2 separate regions of the Homo sapiens genome follow, and region 2 is linked to region 1. The links are chromatin loops, found by intact Hi-C in ENCODE. Cell type or tissue: CD4-positive, alpha-beta T cell. All regions are shown on one strand. Links, peaks and the distances in the headings refer to the core of each region. The heading gives the core; the rest is flanking DNA.

Region 1 (2,834 bases), core at 335-2,834:
CTGTTGCATGAAGCCACTCAGTTTGTGATCAATTGTCCTGGCAGCCCCAGGATCCTAGCACAGATGCTGAGGGCAGCCACAGCAGAAGGCGCCACAGGCATGGAGATTCTTCCCTGGTAGGTGACACAAAAAGACCAAGTCACGGCGGGCATGGTGGCTCACACTTATAATCCCAGCCCTTCAGGAGGCCAAGGCAGGAGGATCACTTGAGCCCAGGAGTTTGAGAAGAGCCTGGGCGACATAGTGAGAGCCCAGCTCTACAAAAAGTACAAAAATTATCCAGCCATGGTGGCACGCACCTGTACTCCCAGCTACTCGGGAAGCTGAGGTGGGAGGATCGCTTGAGCCCAGGACTTCGAGGCTGCAGTGAGCTAGGATCGTGCCACTGCACTCCAAGCTGGATGACAGAGCAAGACAGTCTCGATCTGTTGCCCAGGCTGGAGTGCAGTGGCGTGATCTCAGCTCATTGCAAGCTCCCGGGTTCACGCCATTCTCCTGCCTCAGCCTCCCGAGTAGCTGGGACTACAGGCGCCTGCCACCGCACCCAGCTAATTTTTTGTATTTTTAGTAGAGATGGGGTTTCACCGTGTTAGCCAGGATGGTCTCAATCTCCTGACCACTTGCTCCACCCGCCTCAGCCTCCCAAAGTGCTGGGATTACAGGCGTGGGCCACTGCACCTGGCCAAAATTTTTTTTTTAAAAGAATAAAGGAAGTGTGGCTCATGAGAGACTGGTTATTTACTTTTGTGTGTGTGTGCGTGCGTGCGTGCGTGCGTGTGTGTGTGTGGAGACAGGGGTCTCACTATGTTGCCCAGGCTGGTCTCCAACTCCTGAGCTCAAGCAATCCTCCTGCCTCAGCCTCCCAAAGTGCTAGGATTATAGGCGTGAGCCACCATGCCTGGTAGTTAATTTTCTTTTAATTGATTTAAGCAGAAATTCTCAGCCAGGTGCGGTGGCTCACGTCTATAATCCCAGCACCTTGGGAGGCTGAGGCAGGCGGATCACCTGAGGTCAGGAGTTCGACACTGGCCAACATGGCAAAACCCTGTCACTACTAAAAATACAAAAATTAGCCAGGCAGGCCGGGCACGGTGGCTCATGCCTGTAATCCCAGCACTTTGGGAGGCCGAAGAGGGCAGATCACCTGAAATCGGGAGTTTGAGACCAGCCTGACCAACATGGAAAAACCCCATCTCTACTAAAAATACAAAATTAGCTGGTCGTGGTGGCACACACCTGTAATCCCAGCTACTCGGGAGGCTGAGGCAGGAAAATCGTTTCTACCTGGGAGGCAGAGGTTGCGGTGAGCCAAGATGGCACCATTGCACTCCAGCCTGGGCAACAAGAGTGAAACTCCATCTCAAAAAAAAAAAAAAAAATTAGCTGGGCGTGGCGGGGCATGCCCATTATCCCAGCTACTGGGGAGGCGAAGGCAGGAGAATTGCTTGGAGGCAGAGGATGCAGTGAGCTGAGATCACACCACTGCACTCCAGCCTAGGTGACAGAGCGAGACTCTGTCTCACACAAAAAAATAAATAAATAAAATTAAATAAATAATAAAATAAAACATCCAAATTGTCTTTATTTTTCTATATTTGTTTTGTTAAGCTATTCAGATTGTTTTTATTTAAAGATAGTAATAAAATGTTTTCATTACGTATATTTTAAATACCACCTCTCCCTAAAAAAATCCTAAAGTAAACAACCCTTTGCAGACCGGAAGGTGGGAAACGGGAAGGGGTAAAAAAGACGGTGCAGGCGCCGCACCTGCTGAGCTGCAAAGTCACCTCTGGATTTCTCTCCAAAGCAAAAGCAGGAGGCTCCAGACAGCAGGAGATGGAAACGGGGCGTTGGGCAAGGACGGTGCCGTCGTGTGGTCACTAGGTGGCGATGCGGCTCCGTGCTACCCGCCCCAGATCGCCCCGAGCCTCTGGGGTTAAAAACCAAGTCTGCAGAGCGTGGAAAAAAAACCTTTTTTCCACGAGATAACCACATCCACATTCTTCCGCCCCGGAGGAAGTCACCTGTCACAGGTGTTCAGGATGTGGCAGGCCCACGGGAGTGACTGGTCAGGCAGCGGGCCTGGCACGTCTAAAGCTTCCTAGGCTCCCACAGCACGCCGCCTGGGGCACGGCACCCAGGACGGTGGCAGAGCTGACCTGACTCGAGTGACCGGCAGCGTCTGCAGGGAGGATGGGGACGAGGAAAAGGCTCCCACTGCGCCGGGCCTCACCTTTGAGTGAGGATCCAGCCTCCCCATTCTGCTCCCTGAGGGGGCACCTGGGTCTCCTGGTGACTCTGTGGGCATGAAAGGTGCTGAGCTCACAGTGCGGGGGCTCCCATCTGGCCACCCACTGCACGGGCCGTGAGAGCAGCACCCAGGCCTCCGAGGTGTCCCTAGGGTGGCTCCGGGGCCTGGCTCTGAAAAGGATGGCCCGCTTCTGCCCAGACGCTGCCCTGGTCACGCTCACAGCAGCCCGGGTGACTCAGGGTGACACGCTCCCCCGCCCTCCACCGCAAGCAGGGCTTAGCTGGTCTAGGGAAAGAAGGTGTCTTTTCTGCCCAATTTGTAATCCCCTTACTACTGAGGTGTGTCCAAGTCCCAGCCAGAGCGACTCCTTCCTGCACCACCCCCTCCCTGCCAGGAGCCCCAGCAAGCACAAAGCTGGGGGTCACGGTGTGGGGGCTGCCAGTGGCAGCAGGTGGCTGGCGTGGGATTCCAAGCTCTGCCACCAAAGAGACTCCGGCCGCCCCAGGATGCGGCCTCGGAGCATCGTGCCAGCCTCCAGGGATCCCAGCGCCGTTTCCTCTGCACAGCTCCTGCCCACGGGCAA
Region 2 (2,907 bases), core at 208-2,707, 830 kb after region 1:
TAAAAATAACAAAAAATTAGCTGGGTGCGGTGGTGGGCGCCTGTAATCCCAGCCACTCGGGAGGCTTAGGCAGGAGAAAGGCGTGAACCTGGGAGGCGGAGGTTGTGGTGAGCCGGATCTCGCCACTGCACCCCAGCCTGGGCAACAGAGCGAGACTCCATCTCAAAAAAATTAAATAAATAAAAGAAAAGAAAGAGCAATCATTTATTGATGTTATAGAATAATACAATAGCAGTTCTCAATCTTTTTTAGTAGATTCCAACATTTTAAGCATGTTTCACTACAAGCCACAAAAGAAATTTAAAGTTGTGATTTCTATAGTAAAAAATTGACTTTTTTTTTTTCTTGAGATAGGGTCTCGCTCTCCCTTGCAGGATGGAGGGCAGTGGCATGATCACGGCTCATTGCAGCCTCAGCCTCCCAGGTTCAAGCAATCCTCTCACCTTGGCCTCCCAAGGTGTTGGGATTACCAGCATGAGCCACCATGCTCAGCCATAATGGACTTGTTCTGTGTCACAGATTTCCCTGTAAGGGCATCTAAGAGGCTCTCATGCAAAGGAACAGGCTGAGGAGGAACGCACTGTGGGCCCGCAAATCAGCACAGGTCCTCCCTGCCCCTGCCCCATCCACCTGAAAGGGCCCAGAAAAGCTCCCAACATTGGGAGCCTGTGAACATCCTTGGCAGAAGTGAAAATTCTGACCAGCCCACTCTGAAGAAAACTACTGCTCTTTTAAATTTTTATCTTATTTTATATCATTTTATTTATTTTTTTGGTAGACATGGGGTCTCACTGTGTTGCCCAGGCTGATCTGGAATGCCTGGCCTCAAGTAGTCCTCCCACCTTGTCCTCCCAAAGTGTTGGGATTACAGGCGTGAGCCACCACACCTGGCCCTAAAACTACTGTTCGTGTTGGTGCAGTGTGAAAATGTGGTTTCTTACTGAAAGCCATGCACCAAAATAAAAAATAAACACAAAAATACATTTTACTTTTCTATCACATTTATCTTCTTTCTTTAAGCACCACCTATGGGTATTGAATTAAAGAGCTGCAGCTGGGCCGGGTGCAGTGGCTCATGCCTGAAATCCCAGCACTTTGGGAGGCCGAGTCAGGCGGATCACTTGAGGTCAAGAGTTCGAGACCAGCCTGGCCAACATGGTGAAACCCCATCTCTACTAAAAATTAGCCAGGCGTGGTGGTGGGCACCTGTAATCCCAGCTACTCGGGAGGCTGAGGCAGGAGAATTTTGCTTGAACCTGGGAGGCAGAGGTTGCAGTGAGCCGAGATCGTGCCATTGCACTTCAGCCTGGGCAACAAGAGTGAAGCTCCGTCTCAAAATAAATTAAGTGAACAAATAAATAAAGAGCTGCAGCTGGGTTGGGTACAGTTGTTCACACTTGTAATCCCAGCACTTTGGGATGCCAAGGTGGAAGGATTGCTTGAGCCTGTTATTTGGGGACCAGTCTGGACAACATAGTGAGAACTTATCTCTACAAAAAAATTTTAAATTTAAAAAAGGAAATAGTTACGATCTTGTTGTAAGGTTTGATACATTACACACACTTGCGTTAACAACCCATACTAAACTAAGTCTGACGTTTTTATGTTAATTTTTGCTTAAGAATTTGGCTAAACAAAATAACCATAAAAACATCCCAAAACAGCACACTCCCTAGGTGAACACATGGCTCCCTCTTGTGGTCAACGCGAACCTCACGGGCACAGCCCCGGGGCTTTCTTCCCAACCTCATCCACTCCTCCCAAATTATTATGCAGCCACATAAATTACCATGAGATTCACAAAACAGTCTATCCGGCATCAGCGTTCCATCCAGTGCAGCCTGCTTCAGTCTTTCACCTTCAGAGGGAGGTGAGACTTTCGCATTCTAGCTTAAAATTTGCCCAGAATAAAGGTCACTTAAACTAAGTGATTACTTGGCATCCTCCAATGACACATGACCTCATCTGCCAACTTAAACACAATATATATAAATATATATGCCCGTATCACTTCAAAAATAAGCATTATTAGGCCGGGCACAGTGGCTCACACCTGTAATCCCAGCACTTTGGGAGGCCGAGGCGGGCGGATCACTTGATGTCAGGAGTTCAAGACCAACCTGGCCAACATGGTGAAACCCCATCTCTATTAAAAATATGAAAAAATTAGCCAGGTGTGGTGGCACATGCCTGTCATCCCAGCTACTCAGGAGGCTGAGGCAGGAGAATCTCTTGAACCCAGGAGGCAGAGGTTGCAGTGAGCTGAGATTATGCCACTGCACTCCAGCTTGGGCGACAAGAGTGAAACTCTGTCTCATAAATAAATAAATGAATAAGTTAGTTAATTATAATTAAGAGATGGGGGTCTCCCTATGTTCCTCTGGCTGGTCTGGAACTCCTAGCCTCAAGTGATCCTCCTGCCTCAGCCTCCCAAAATGCTGGGACTACAGGCATGGGCCACCCTCCCCAGCCAGGAGAAGCTGATTTTAATGGAAATTCCAAATGCTTAAACATTTTTAAATTCACGTATTTGCCAAACCTTGCTTTTACACCGTGCAGTAGGAAACCATGAACATTTGTTTAACAATGAATCTGCCTGTGACTTAACCTACTCCTCCCACTTTCCCAAAGGCATCACAACACAAAGCTAAAAAGCACTGTTCTCCTACGGCCGCATTCTCAATTTCCAGATGAATTAAGACACGGAACAAAGCACCTGCATTTAAAATCAACCAAACTCCCCTCTTTTCTCAGCTCACCCTCACATAATAGGTTTTCCTGAACAAGCATGAGTCATAAGTCTTGGAATATGGGAGTGTGAAAAGAAATACTGCTTTCTGGCTGGGTGTGGTGGCTGACACCTGTAATCCCAGCACTTTGGGAGGCTGAGGCAGGCAGATTGCTTGA

The links. Hi-C counts contacts between places; a loop is a spot of excess contacts. Peaks named below come from ENCODE experiments on the same cell type or tissue, not always from the same donor. Only the 100,000 strongest peaks of a DNase experiment are listed, where the experiment ranks them.
Region 2: a loop joins it to region 1, with 4 times the contacts of the local background. A loop is called at or near these places in 2 of 110 quality-filtered maps.

Annotation. Positions count from the first base shown.
Region 1 is chr7:5,492,911-5,495,744 of GRCh38, forward strand. All of the region lies in intron 3 of FBXL18 (F-box and leucine rich repeat protein 18), which reads right to left. Among named protein-coding and RNA genes, the nearest start is that of MIR589, 1.6 kb to the right of the region's middle. RefSeq lists enhancers at 2,151-2,230, 2,301-2,350. In CD4-positive, alpha-beta T cell, for the core only: a CTCF peak has its summit at 1,881 (motif pointing right); DNase peaks (open chromatin) are centred at 1,921 and 2,471; H3K4me3 peaks cover 410 bases.
Region 2 is chr7:6,321,471-6,324,377 of GRCh38, forward strand. No RefSeq gene overlaps it. Among named protein-coding and RNA genes, the nearest start is that of FAM220A, 26 kb to the right of the region's middle. RefSeq lists an enhancer at 1,781-2,281. In CD4-positive, alpha-beta T cell, for the core only: CTCF peaks have their summits at 1,700 (motif pointing left) and 1,902; a DNase peak (open chromatin) is centred at 1,701.